2 separate regions of the Mus musculus genome follow, and region 2 is linked to region 1. Evidence: chromatin contacts called from ENCODE Hi-C data. All regions are on one chromosome and are shown on one strand. Each heading gives the region's core, a stretch centred on a gene start or an enhancer-like site at or near the end of the contact. The rest is flanking DNA. Distances are from core to core; before and after follow the strand shown. Region 1 holds the start of Adamts9 (a disintegrin-like and metallopeptidase (reprolysin type) with thrombospondin type 1 motif, 9). Region 2 overlaps Adamts9 (a disintegrin-like and metallopeptidase (reprolysin type) with thrombospondin type 1 motif, 9).

The links. A loop is a pair of places that touch in the nucleus more often than their neighbours do.
Region 2: a loop to region 1 is called in a map of heart, with 2.6 times the contacts of the local background. The contact joins the enhancer-like site here to the promoter of Adamts9 in region 1. A Hi-C loop is called at or near these places in 4 of 37 maps with a recorded cell type or tissue (heart and left cerebral cortex).

The regions. Positions count from the first base shown.
Region 1 is chr6:92,941,438-92,947,861 of GRCm38, reverse strand. Adamts9 (a disintegrin-like and metallopeptidase (reprolysin type) with thrombospondin type 1 motif, 9) reads left to right here and starts at 4,328. Exons shown (of 40, transcript NM_175314.4): 1 at 4,328-4,821; 2 at 5,415-5,815. The coding sequence starts at 4,707. All of the region lies in intron 1 of 9530026P05Rik (RIKEN cDNA 9530026P05 gene), which reads right to left.
Region 2 is chr6:92,798,893-92,805,792 of GRCm38, reverse strand. The region is part of intron 31 of Adamts9 (a disintegrin-like and metallopeptidase (reprolysin type) with thrombospondin type 1 motif, 9); the gene reads left to right. Among named protein-coding and RNA genes, the nearest start is that of A730049H05Rik, 14 kb to the left of the region's middle. Within about 2 kb of position 2,477, at least 1 of the 3 ENCODE cell types and tissues checked has a DNase peak (open chromatin) inside an H3K27ac peak, as active enhancers do; it is heart, where a contact is called at or near this core.

The sequences.
Region 1 (6,424 bases), core at 3,079-5,578:
TTCATAGCACCAACATGGCTGCTCACAACCTCTGTAACTCCAGTCACGGGGATCGCATGCCCTCTTCTGGCCACCACAAGTATTGCATACAGCTGGTACACAGACATACCTACATAGGCATCTATATGCATTAAAAAAATAAAAATAGGGGAATTTTATTTTAAAATAAAACTGTGGCTCCCAGCAGGTAATTCATGGAATTACAGAGTTCAGCCACCATCCGTTCCTCGTTTGAAACCTCATTCAGCAGAATTCACTGTCAAGTACAATTCCCTGGGGTTTATCTTTCTCACATCTCCTGCTGTTTGTCCTTCAGGAGACATGTCTTTCTGGTTCCTGGTTCCTTTGTGTCTTTTGGGTGTGGGCATTCTTTCTCTGAGTTCCCTTGCTTCCTCTCTCTTTCCTGTTCCTTCATTGGTATTGTTTCGGCAGATGGAATAATTTATGGTATGATCTCTCTTATTTCCAGGCTATCCACTGCCAGCTGCACTCCTTGGGGACCAAATTTTCATGTGGAATCCTCCAAAGAAGGCCTCCGCTTTAACCCACAGTAATATTCAATTCCAGTAAAGACTCTAGAGAGAAACTAGCTAACAACAATCTCTCTATGAACTCAAAATGACTTCAGAAAGTACTGAATCTTTCAGAGAACACTTTTGTGTACATTGGGTAGTAGGGAGGGCAGTGCTTAAAATCTATATTTCTCTCTCAAACTTGGGTAATTTTAATACCACTTTATATAATCAACCTCCAACACTGCTTCCCGGGTGTGTGCATGTGTGTGTTGAAGGTGAAGGGTATGTTCAATTATTCAGTAATTTTGAGTAGGCTATGTGGAGGACTCCTCTACATTCTATGGAGAAGCTATGAAAATATGAGACGGTGGTTTTTACTCAGCATTAGATAAAAGTTAGAGCCAAAGTGGCGGCTCATGCCTCTAACTTCAGCTACAGGAGACACGAGAGGATGGCAAGTTCAAAGCCTGAGACCTGCCTGGGATACAGTGGGAGCTCAGGATGAGCCTAAACAACTCAGCTGAGCCTCTTTCTGGACCAGGTATGTAAGTCAGTGGTATAGCATAACTCCAGCACTGGGGAGAAGAGAGCAGAGGGGAAACAAGAGGAAGGTGGGAGGGAGGAGAGGGAGGAAGAGGATATTGGAAACATTTTTCTGGACAGTATTGGTCACCTTCTCCACACCTAGCTACATTTCTGATTATTTACTTGTCATATAAAAATCATGGTTTTATCGTTTGACTTTTTGAGATAAGGTCTCACTGTACAGTAGCTCTAACTGCCCTGGAACTCACTATATAGACCAAAATGCTCTCAAATTCAGAGATCTGCCTGCCTCTGCCTCCCCAGTACTAGGTAGGATTTGAAGCACAAACACTACCACATCAGCTTACATACATTACGAAGTTAGACTAAGCTTCCAAAACAGATCACTTACTAGCCAAGTATTTTTGTAAAAGTACTTTTTTTTAAATTTCACCTTGGTATTTTAATCTGCTAGATAGTTACCACCACCTGCCCTGTATGGCTATTAGAACAACTGAGTTAGATGTAGTGTATTAGCATGAAGTCTGGTACACCGCAGATTTGCAATGAAAGAATTATTATTTAACTCTTACACTCCTGCCTCTCTCTTGACTCTTCCCCCCTTGCTCCCCCTCTCTCCCCATTCCCTCCCTCCCCTTTCCATGTGGCCATGGCCAGCCTCCACTTACCTACTCTCTCCTTCTCTCTGCCTTTCTCTGCCTCTACTACTCTCTTAACTCCCCTCCCCATGCCCGAAATAAACTCTATTCTATCCAAAAAAATTATATATATATTATTTAAGATTAACACCTGAAATAGCAAGCTCATTTATCTGCTTTTCTTACGATTTGAAACATGTTTCTCTCTTCTAAGATTTCTTTACAGGTGTACATCCTGAGGCTGGCTAAAACATTGATGAACAGATAAGCACTTTCAAGAAGGTGAGAAATCCATAAACCTCTTATCCCCAACACCTCAGGAGCTCAGGAGGTCACCCGCAGCTCAGGAGGTCACCCGCAGCTCAGGAGGTCACCCGCAGCTCAGGAGGTCACCCGCAGGTGCTTTGGTCCTTCTTTTCCCATCAGCTGCAAACAGAATCTGACCTTAACCTTTTAGAGGTAAAGCAAAGGAGTGAAGCTACACAGGAGAACATGTGTCCCTCCCTGTAGTAATTTCTTAAGATATTTTTAATTGCATGTATGTGCATATGTGTACAGGGGTTTGGGGGAGTGGCTAGAAGAAAGTGTGGGATCTCCTGAAACAAGTTACAAACAGCTGTAATCGTCCAAACGTGGGCAGCAGAAACCAAACTCAGGACCTGTCTCTGTAAAGGTAAGTGTTCCTTACCAAGGAGCTGTCTCTTCAGCCTCTCCTGTGGTAATGCCTGTGCAGTTAGCATCTCCTGATCAGGAGGTGTCTGAATTAAGATTGAGGAGTTCCCTGGTAGAAGATACTTTCAGAAGGGCTAGGCAGGTGAGTAACTGTGTAGAGGTGCTGTTACATCTCCACTGAAGTCAGTTCTTGTGGACTGATTTCCATGCTCAGCTTCTGGCAACTTCCAGGCACAATAATTCAGAGGGAGCTTTAGCACCTAATGAAGAGGAAGATGGCATGCTAGAAGAAACTCACTTTTGTGAGTTATTTGGAAGATTCAAGGTTTAAAGTCCCTTTTTAAAATTCGCTGGTTCTTTTGTTTGCTATTTTATTTTTACATTAAGACAGGGTCTCCTGTATGCTTTAGACTGGTCTAGATTTCTCCAACCTCCTCAATAGCGAGATTTCCGAGATCTCCAGTGCACATCCGCACAGGGATACCGGATGCCCAGCCTCTTCACAGTGGCAGTGGTGCCTAACCAATTGGATTAACAACATCTTTAGGAACTGGCAGACCTGCCAAGTCATTTTTCCGCTATCATCAGAACTGTATACATCATTGTTTCCAGGATGGGTGGCACTCCCAGCACACTGTTGGCTGGTCTCTACTGGCACTTTGATATTCTCAGTTCTGAGTGGCTGGCCAAGCAGCAGAGAACTCCGGTTCTAGGAAACTTGGGCGATTATAACTTTATTAGTCATATCAGTTACTGAAAATGCCCTTTCCTTTCCCTTTGAATTGGCGCATCCTCTCCTCTGAGAGCTAAGGAAGAAAGGTGCTTTTTTTAACTATCCATGATTTAACAATCTTCCCTCTTTACTTCCTCCCCCTTCTCCCTCTGTTCCTTTCTCCTTTTCTAGAGTTCTGACTTCCAAATGTCTATCTTCAACCCGAGGGAGATGATGGATAACTTGAACTATCTGCTTGGAGCCACTTCCCTGCTTGCATCCTCTCTAATTCTGAGAGCAAGCGGAAGTGACTGGAAATCCCTGGAGGTTCGAGTGCCTTCCCCGGGACCTATGGCCTCACAGTCCTTCCCTACTCCCTTCCCCTCAAATGTCGGGCAGAGTTGGGGGCTTCCAAGTCCCCACCCTCTCTAACCGCACAGTAAGCGTCTTAACCTTTTTTTGGGGGGGGGGGGGCTACAGAAACCTGTAGAGCTCTCGCCACAGGGACAGAGGTCCCGGGAAGACCCGGGTTTAAACAGTTGCGAAACTTTCAGAGAACTGCGGATCAGAAACACAACTAGAACTACTGGACTGAAATAGATCCCTGCCTTTAAAACTCTTGACTTGGGGCAATTAAGTAGAGTGGAGCTCAGGTGACAAATCTGGTTCATAGTGATCAAGTGTAGGACTAGGACGGCGCAAGGCTACTTTTTTTTTTTTTTTTCCTCTTGTAAGGAATGCCAAGTTGGGTGATGGAAAGAGACGGGGGCAGAATGAAGAGGACAGGCAGATACGGAGAAGTGGAGATGGCTCAGTAGAAAGCGGAGAAGGAAGAGACCATCAGAGAAAAGGGACATGGGCCCAAAGAGACCTACACCAAGACCTGGCGAGAGAGAGATTCCAAACCGGAGACCAAAGTAGGAAAGGGGAATCGGAGTGGGTGGCTGAGCGCCACCTCAGAGAGAGAGAACTTTCTCTGCTCTCCCTCCTTCTCAGGGAATCTCTGCTAACCCCACCTCGGGGAGGTGACGCGGACGGCCACCGATTGCTCCGGCACTGCCGGCGCCTCTGGCCTCCGCCTCCGGCAGCTGGAGGGGCCTAAAGCGGTGAGTCCTGGCACCCGCGGCCGAGGAGGGGACAGGATCTACAAGGAGGCGGGCCGCCTGCCCCGTTTTCTCCTCCCCTCTCCTCCTCCTGGAGGCGTGCACCTAGGGTATTTGAGCGCCCGCGGGGGCCCCCGCCCCCTGGCCCCCCATTCAAGAAGCGGCTCGGCTAACTCAGCCAGCAAAGGGCGCCCGGCGCGCCTCGGAGCGCACGTTCCGCGCCTTCTCCTGCCCGCAGGCTGGACATTATGCGGCCGAGCCGCCGAGCCCTAGTCCTCCGCCTCCTTCTCCTCCTCCTGCGGCCCGAGCGCCTCAGCTCACGGCAGGCGGCAGCGTTGCTCAGCGGAGCGCAGACGGGACCCTCTCTGCAGGACCTCAGCGACTCCTAAAGTCAAAAAGTTGGCGGCAGGGCGCCGGGGTTCCGCGCGCTCTCCAAGGCTGCTGCCTCGCGTCGCCGCCAGCCACCAAAGCCGGCAGGAGGGAGGGGGTGGGAGAAGCGGGGGGAGGGGTGAGGAGCACCATGCAGTTAGTATCCTGGGCCACACTGCTAACGCTCCTGGTGCCGGACCTGGTTGAGATGAGGAGCCCTGACTCCGCGGCGGCCGTGCGCAAGGACAGGCTGCACCCGAGGCAAGGTAACATGGCTCTGAACCCTGAAGCCCCCCCCCCACGCCCCCACACACTCCATCGCCACCTTCTTGAACACGCTCTGGGGCGGGCACCCCGCAGTAGAGGCCTCTCTCCTTTTCCTAGAAAGAATTACCTCTCCTTTCGGAACCTCTCCCTTCTCTGGGTCATCCTTAGTCAACTATTAGGGAAGGAAGCACTGCAAGAATTTTAGGGCCACCCCCACCCCCAGTCCTTTTTACCTGACTTTTTTTACCCTCCTTATCCCTTGACCCAAACCAGTCCTAATTAATAGCTTGGATCACCAGATAGCACACATTTTATTTTATTTAGGATATTTATCAGAATCTGTAATTATTTTATGTTTTTATATTTGTTCATTGTCTGACTTCAAATGCTGTAGTCTCGGCCCCTCACCTAGTTCTCGGCTGTTACTATTACAGTAGGCGCTCAACAAATATTTATCCAGTGGTGGAGCGTGAAGGAATTGACTCGAAGTGGCTGCGAAATAAATTAGGACAAAGCCCCCCATCTTCTTTTTAAATTAAAGCTTTCGGGGGAAATGACTGATTAGCTCACTTGCCTCTGTTTCTCCCTGCAGTGAAATTATTAGAGAGTCTGAGCGAATATGAGATCGCGTCTCCCATCCGAGTGAACCCCCTCGGGGAACCCTTTCCCACGAACGTGCACTTCAAAAGAAGGCGGCGAAGCATTAACTCTGCCTCTGACCCCTGGCCTGCCTTCGCCTCCTCTTCGTCTTCCTCTACCTCTTCCCAGGAGCACTACCGCCTCTCAGCCTTCGGCCAGCAGTTTCTATTTAATCTCACCGCCCATACCGGATTTATCGCTCCACTGTTCACTGTCACCCTCCTTGGAGAGCCAGGGGTAAACCAGACCAAGCTGTATTCCGAGGAGGAAATGGAACTTAGGCACTGTTTCTACAAAGGCCATGTCAATACCAAGTCCGAGCACACTGCGGTCATCAGCCTGTGCTCCGGAATGGTAAGTGGGCGCGTGCCCCTTCCCTCCTCCCCGCCTCCTCGTCTGCTTTTTTAAGACTTAATTGCACCCTAGTCTGAACCTACCGAGTCTATGCTCTGGCGTTAAATATCAACCCTGGCTTAGTTCTCGGGAATTGGGGGTCCACCAGCATAGTGTGTGCTCTTACACTCGAGAAGAGAAGAGTGTACACATCTGTCCCCCAGAGGGTCGTGTATCATTTGGAGCTGTCTTAGATCGGATGGATTGGGTTTGCTGTAAGCAGCCCAACTCTGCAGAGTAGGTTGCATGTCGGTTTACAAACTCAGAGAAAGTTGCTGGGTTGTGGTTTCTTGTAGCAAACTTGGCCGCTCTGGGGCTGTGCAGCTGAGCGCAGGGCGGACTCAACTCCTCATTGGCGCGTCCTGAGTCAGGGTTGTAAACTGACAATCCCTGGACACCCCTACTGGAGTGCTGGGATATCTCATGTTGTGGACGCGGCTATACTACAGTGTCCCCGCGTTCTTTCCTCTCGGAGCCTTTTATCACGTGCAAGGAATTTTGAAACTGAACCAGATTGACAGGGAAGCGGATCCTGTCCGGGGAAAGGAAGGGTGGGCCAAATACTCTGAG
Region 2 (6,900 bases), core at 1,228-3,727, 140 kb after region 1:
GACATGAGCATTTGCCCCTAGATGATATAGTTGATGTGTGTTGAACTGTGTCTGTATTCAAATCGGTCCAAAGAGTCTTTTCCAACCATGTCCCCTCATCCTGTACTCTACGGCGCTGATTTTTGTCCTACTGGAAGACATTTGTCAATGTTAGGAGACATGTCTGGTTGTCACAGCTATGACAGAGGGCTATTTCTTGTATCTGGTAGGTGGTGTCCAGGGTCATTACAAAGTGATGGACAGTTAACTGGACCTGACCACAGAACACACTTATATGTCTGAATTCTAGAGTTCTAGAATAAAGGGCCCTGCTCTGCCATGACTCACGTGTCTCCAGATAGCAAGAAGAGCCCTTAAACAGTGAAGGGAGATGGCTTAGTAGATACAATGCTTGCTGTGTACGCATGAGAACCTAAGTTCAAACCCCCAAGACTCATGTGAAAAGCCAGGCATGCCAACACATATCTGCAATTCCAGAGCTTATAGGCAGCAGCAGAGAGTTCTCCCCAGATCCCACTGGCCATCCAGCCTAGCCAGTGAGTTCAAAGTTCAGTGAGAAACCTTTCAAAAACTATGAGACAGTGATGGAAAAAAGCATCCAGCATTGAACTTTAGCTGCTACATCTGTACCCATGATCATGTGTGCACACGCATGCATGCACACACAAACACACACACAGTGAAGAAAAAACATTAGAATATGCATTTATACAGTTGCTGGCCAGGAACAGATGAGTCCAGATGAGTGTCCAGAAAATTCATGGACTGGCTTAAGGCAAGGCTTCCAAGCACTCAGACCCAGCAAGGGAAGTGTGGGAAGGGTCCATGGATATACTTCCTCTCTTCTCATCCCTTTGTTCTTCTGCTCCTTGTCAGACATGGGCTCCAACTTCTAGCTATTTCAAGAGACTCACCTCCCCTGGCTCTCAGGATGGGGAGAGCTCTCCCTGCCACCCTCCTTCTGCCCATCCACAGGTCTCTTTGTCTCTGTGTCTTTCCAGCCTTCTGCCTCCTAGCAGATTCCTCTTCTTGGCTCTGGTTCCTCTGGCTGAAGTTGCTGTGCCTCCCACTCAGTCAAGACTGACATCTTCCTCTTGGTTAGCCAATTATCTGGGGCTTTATTATGCTAAGAGACTTTTGGTCTCTTTCTGAGAGTCATGCTATACCTGTGTGCGACCTTAATCAAACCTCAATCATCAACAGACGAGAGAGAGCATGGCCTAGTGTTTGTGTGCATGTATGCCAGTTTTAGACACCAGGCTTCTTATTACACTAGAAGCCACCAAGTAGGCTAGGCTGGCTGGACAGAAAGCCTCATAGATCCACAGATCTCTGCCTTCAGAGTGCTGGGATTTCATGTGCATGCCACCACTGCTGGCTTCTTCTGCCAGGGTTCTGGGAACCAAACTTAACTCCCTTTAATTACACAGCAAGCACATTACTCACTGGGATGTCTCCTCAGGCCCCGAAGAACATCTTTTGGAACATAGCTTCCCACAGTTCCACAGGGTTTCAAGTATGCTACAGATTGAAATTAAACCTGCATATTTTTTTATAGCAAATGATTGGAAACAGATTTGGGGACAAGCACAAGAACAACAGCACAGGGCCAGGGGCTGCAAGGGAGAGGCTGGCCCTAGAACAGCTCCTAGAAACTGTGTTTGAAGATGCTAGAGCCACTGCAAGGCATTCCCCCACTCAGAACTTTGCTTTGTCAGAGTTCTTTGTGTTTTGTTCAGCGTTCGCCCTACCTGAGTGTGTCAAGCCTAGGACAGATATGTGAAGGGGAGTTGTAAGGAACATGTGTGAGTTCAACAGGAAGCCTGAAATACAGTCCTGGTGAACACACGCGTGTTTGTCTTCCTTTGTTGTTGCAGTCAAGTCAGACAAATGAAAAGTTACCCATGGTGAGCTTTACACATAAGGCCACAGCATGTGGAGTCTACTTTACCACACAACTTCAAAACCCTGGCCTAGCAGCGTGGGAGGAGCTGGAAGCCATCAACTCTTTCCTATCACCGTTGTCAACTGGCCCTTAGTGTTGAGTTGTACTGGATGCTTCTCAGGGGTCTCAAGGCCTCTGACCATGTTTTTGGATCAGGTTCATCAGCAAATGTGTGTTTCCTTGAGATGTACAGCTATCGGGCATGCCACTTTTGCTTTTGCTTTCTAGGGGCTGGGGTCTCAGCATCTGCTTTCTCTGGATATAGCCCTAGGGAAGTCAGTACAGACCGAGACCATGAAGGCATGAGGTCATACCCTCTAGAACACCCACAGCTCAGTTAGGCAGAGCTTGTCAACATTGCTCTACACTGACACACTGGGGTAGCCTAAAGTGCCCTGGCCAGGAGTCAGCTGGGTCTTCCAGCGTGTGAGCAGCAGCAGCAGCCAACGAAGGAAGAAATAAGGATGGCCCATTTCCAGGTCTCCAGCCAGCTGGGGGGGCGGGGGGAGGGCTCGGAGATGCTCAGCATGCCTCTGGCTGACTTTCTTCTAGCTTGTTGCTAGGATTTCTTCAAGGCCCGCCCAGGAAGGCTAAAGGAAAAGAAAATGGAGTGGCTTAAAGCAGCAGGGCAAGAGATGCCAGGCAGACATGGTGATTTTTAAATATCCTCAAGGATTAATGAATATTGGTCCTTCTCCCCTGAAAAACATGACATGCATGTGACATACTACTTCCATGTCCTGCAGAGCCCGAGGTCTGGGGAAGAGGTATAGAGAAGACTGACCCCACTCTACATTTGCACAGTGCCTTTACAAAGAATGGCACTTATTCAATGCCACTGCCTAGAAGTGTCATCTGAATGTCATGGACTATAACTTAGCTTTAATTTATTATTACTATTAGCATATGTTAATTATACACCATAATGGGCATCACTATGAAAATTTCATGCAATGAGCCTCTCTTGCCCTCTCCTATCCCCACGATTCCCTTCTTTGCTAGTCCCTCTTCTACTGCGTGCATGCGTGCGTGCGTGCGTGCGAGCGAGCGAGCGTGTGGTTAGAGTTTCATTAGTATTGCTAACAGGAGTGTGGATGAGAAGTTGTTTACAGAAGTAAATGTTGGGCTACACCACTGAAGAAAATGTTTCTCTCTCTCTGACCAAGCATTAATTTTGTACAGCTCCTCAGAGAGGGGCGGGGCTTGTGAGCTCCTCCTCCTTTACGTCACCAGAAGCTGGTTGGCTCAATCTCCTGAAACTCTAATACAGGTCACCAGAGCTTCTATGCACTCAAGAGTGCCACAGCCATACCATGCCCAGAAGGCTCCAAGAAACTCTCCTCCTCCTCTGGCCCTAACATTCCTTCCGTTCTGCCCTGTCTTCCACAATCTTACCTGAGCCGTGGAAGGGGTCATAGGATGTCTTATTTGTGGCTGAGCACCTAACAGTCTTATTTTCAGCTTTGCCCAGTCATGAGTCTCTGTAATTACTGCAAGAAGCAGCATCTCTCACCAGAGCTGACAGCTGCACTAAGCCAGGGACATAAATGTAATTATTTAAAAGGCAATTGACATCGCGTCACGTCCACTGATGCCCAAGTGGCAAGCTGGCAGTGTCTGAGTAAAACTGTTGCTGGCAATTCTCCTCACCTGCAGAGCACATTCCATCACGGTGGAAAGGGGAGGAAGCTTCCAGCCCGATGCCAGCTTGGTTTCCCTAGGCCCTGCAGCCAAAGTGTATGGTGGCAACCGACCGCAGCAACGATTGCCTGTATTGTTTTACTTTGGGGGTGGGGAGGAGGGCATGGGTCTTGGAAATCTCCCTGACCAAAAGCTCACAGGGAGGTAGCCCACCCCATCATTGAGATTTCAGTTTTTAATCTGTGGTTTGTGAGGTCCACTTTACCCACCTATTCAGGAAACTGTTTTTAGTAAAATTTTAGCTTTACTTTTTAGTTGGCTTACCAATTATCACACTTGCAACTTTTCCGTATGTCCTTAGCTCTCACTGACCCCTCAAACCACCCTCTCTCCTCTCCCTGCTCTGCCCACCCTCTCCACTTAAGTCACGCTCCCCAGTATCCCTCCTGCTGCTTTCAGGAGTTCTAGTACCCTCCCCTGCTCCACTCTCAACCATCCTACTCCACCCCCACCATGGTCTCTTTCTAGTTTCCTGGCTTCCCCACATACTCACTCCCACATAAACATACATATGTAGAAATTAGCAGCTGGAACCTGCAAATGAAAGAGACCATGCAGTGTTTGACATTTTGAGTCTGGGTTACCTCACTGAACAGACAGTTTTCCAACTCTGTCCATTTTCCTGAAGATTTAATAATTTCATGTTTATGAATGGCTGGATTAAGTTTCATTGTGTATGTGCACTGTATTTTTTAAAGATTTTATTCTTTATTATGTATATATGTATGGGTCTGTGCGAGGCTGTGCACCTCAGTGCAGTATTCAATGAGGCCAAAAGAAGATGTCAGGTATGACAAAACTGGAGTTGCAGAGATGATTGTGAGCCACCTGATGTGGGTGTTGGGAATCAAACTCAGGCCCTCTGTGGGAGCATGTGTCTAATCAAGAAGCCATCTCTCAGGGCTTGAGAGATGGCTCAGTGGTTAAGAGCACAGACTGCTCTTCCAAAGGTCCTATGCTCAATTCCTAGCAACCATGTGGTAGCTTACAACCATCTGTAATGGGATCTGATGCTCTCCTCTGGTGTGTCTGAAGAGAGCAACAGTATACTCACATGCATAAGATAAACAAGTCTTTTAAAAAAAAGGAGACGCCATCTCTCCAGCCTTTGCTCCACATCTTCGTTATCCATTCTTCAGTTGATGAACACTTAAGCCGATCCCATTCCTATTTATTGTGCATAGAGCTGCAATAAATATGCAAATATCTGGGTAGTAGAATATAGAGTTCTAGGGCTATATTTCCAGAACAGCGTATCTGGTTGTTCTAGATTTTGGTTTTAGGGGAAACTTCTGCATTGGTTTCCATAGTAGGTACATCAGTTTACCTCCCACAGTGAGTAAGCTGTTTCCATTTCTATACCTTTGCCAGTATTTGTTTACATATAGTAGGGATTCTGACAGGGAGAGATGAACTCACAAACTTTTAATATGCATTTCCCTCATAGCAAATGATGCTGAACATTTTAAAAATGTTTACAGGCTGAACATTTTTAAAATGTTACATTTGTTTGTTTGTTTGGTTGGTTGGTTGGTTAGTTGGTTGTTTTTTCAAGACAGGGTTTCTCTGCAAAGTGGTTTTCCTGCAACTCACTTTGTAGACCAGGCTGGTCTTAAACTCAGAGATCCACCCACCTCTGCCTCTTGATTGCTGGGATTAAAGATATGTGGCACCACTCCCCTGACCATACTTTTTCTTTGAAAATTATTTGTTCAGATCCAGAGGCCATTTTTAATTAAGTTTTGAGTTTTTAAATTTTTTTAAAATTCTTTATATGTCTTTATAGTAATCCTTTGTCAAATGTATAGCTGACAAACATTTTCTCCCATCTTATAGACTGTCCCTTAACTCAATTAACAGTTTCCTTTGCTGTACAATGTTTTAATTCTATGAGGTCTGATTGTTGGACTTATTTTCTGAGTGATTGGACTCCTGGTCAGAAAGTCTTTATCTATGTCTATATTTTGGAGTGTGTTTTTTTTTCCCTTAATCTTTCCTATACTAGTTGTAGAGTTTAGAGTCTTACATTAAGGTCATTGAAATAGGATTTGATTATGTGCAAAGGGAGTGATGGGGGGTCTAGTTTCATTCACCTAACCCATAAAAATGCTGTTTTCTCAGTACCATCTTCTGTACAGGCTGCTATCTTACTAATGTGTACTTTTGACATCTTGAGGCTAGAGCTGTGTGGTGTGTATGTATACACTCTATCCCAGCGGTTCTCAACCTGTGGGTTGCGATCCCTTAGGGGTCACATATCAGGTATCCTGCATATCAGACTAATAACAGCAGCAAAATTACAATTATGAAGTAGCAACAAGTAATTTTAGGGTTGGGAGTCACCACAACCTGAGAAACTATGTTAAAGGGTTGCAGCATGAGGAAGGGTGAGAACCACTGCTCTATTCTAGTCCATTGATCTACCTGTCTGGCTCTGTGTCAGTACCATGTTGACTTTATTACTCTGGCTCCCTGGTATGATTCGAAGTCGGACATGACGACTCCTCCAGCATTGTTCTTTCCTCTAAGGAGTTCTTTGGCTCATTGGTGCTTTCATGAATTTTTATCTTTATTTCCTCAAGGAATGACATTGGCATTTTGATGGGGACTGCACTGAATCTATAGATTGTTTTTGGTAGGATGGCTATTTTCCTAGTATTAATCCAACCCATGAGAGTTCTTCCCATCTTCTGACATCCTCCTCTGTTTGTTCCTTCAGTGCTTTAAAGTTCTACTGTGGAGATCTCCTACTGCCTTCTTTAGCTTTATTTCACGGTCAGTTTGTTTCTAGAGGATGAGGTACACGGGATTGTTTTCCTGGTTTCCCTTTCCATGTTTGTCACTGATATACAGGAAGGCTACTGGTTTTTTTGTTTATCTGGTATCCTGCCATCTTGCTGTATGATTTTATCAGCCTGCAGCATTTTCTGGTGAGGTCTTTGGAGTTTTTAATGTGTAGAATCATCTTGTCTATAGATAGGGATGTCTTTACTCCTTTTTCTATTTCTCTCCTTTATCTATCACTCTAATTCAGGCTTCAAGCATTCTACCAAGTAGAGAGACTGCATAGCCTTCTCCTGTTCCTCATCTTAGAAGAAACAATTGGAGTTTCTCCAGTGAATGAGTTTGGCTATAGGTCAATTGTGTTAGTGTGTTCCCGCAACTCATAGACGCTTTGTGGCTTTTGTCACGAATGGATTTTGGATTTATGTTAATGGCCTTTTCTACATCTACTGAGAGGATCACCTGGTTTC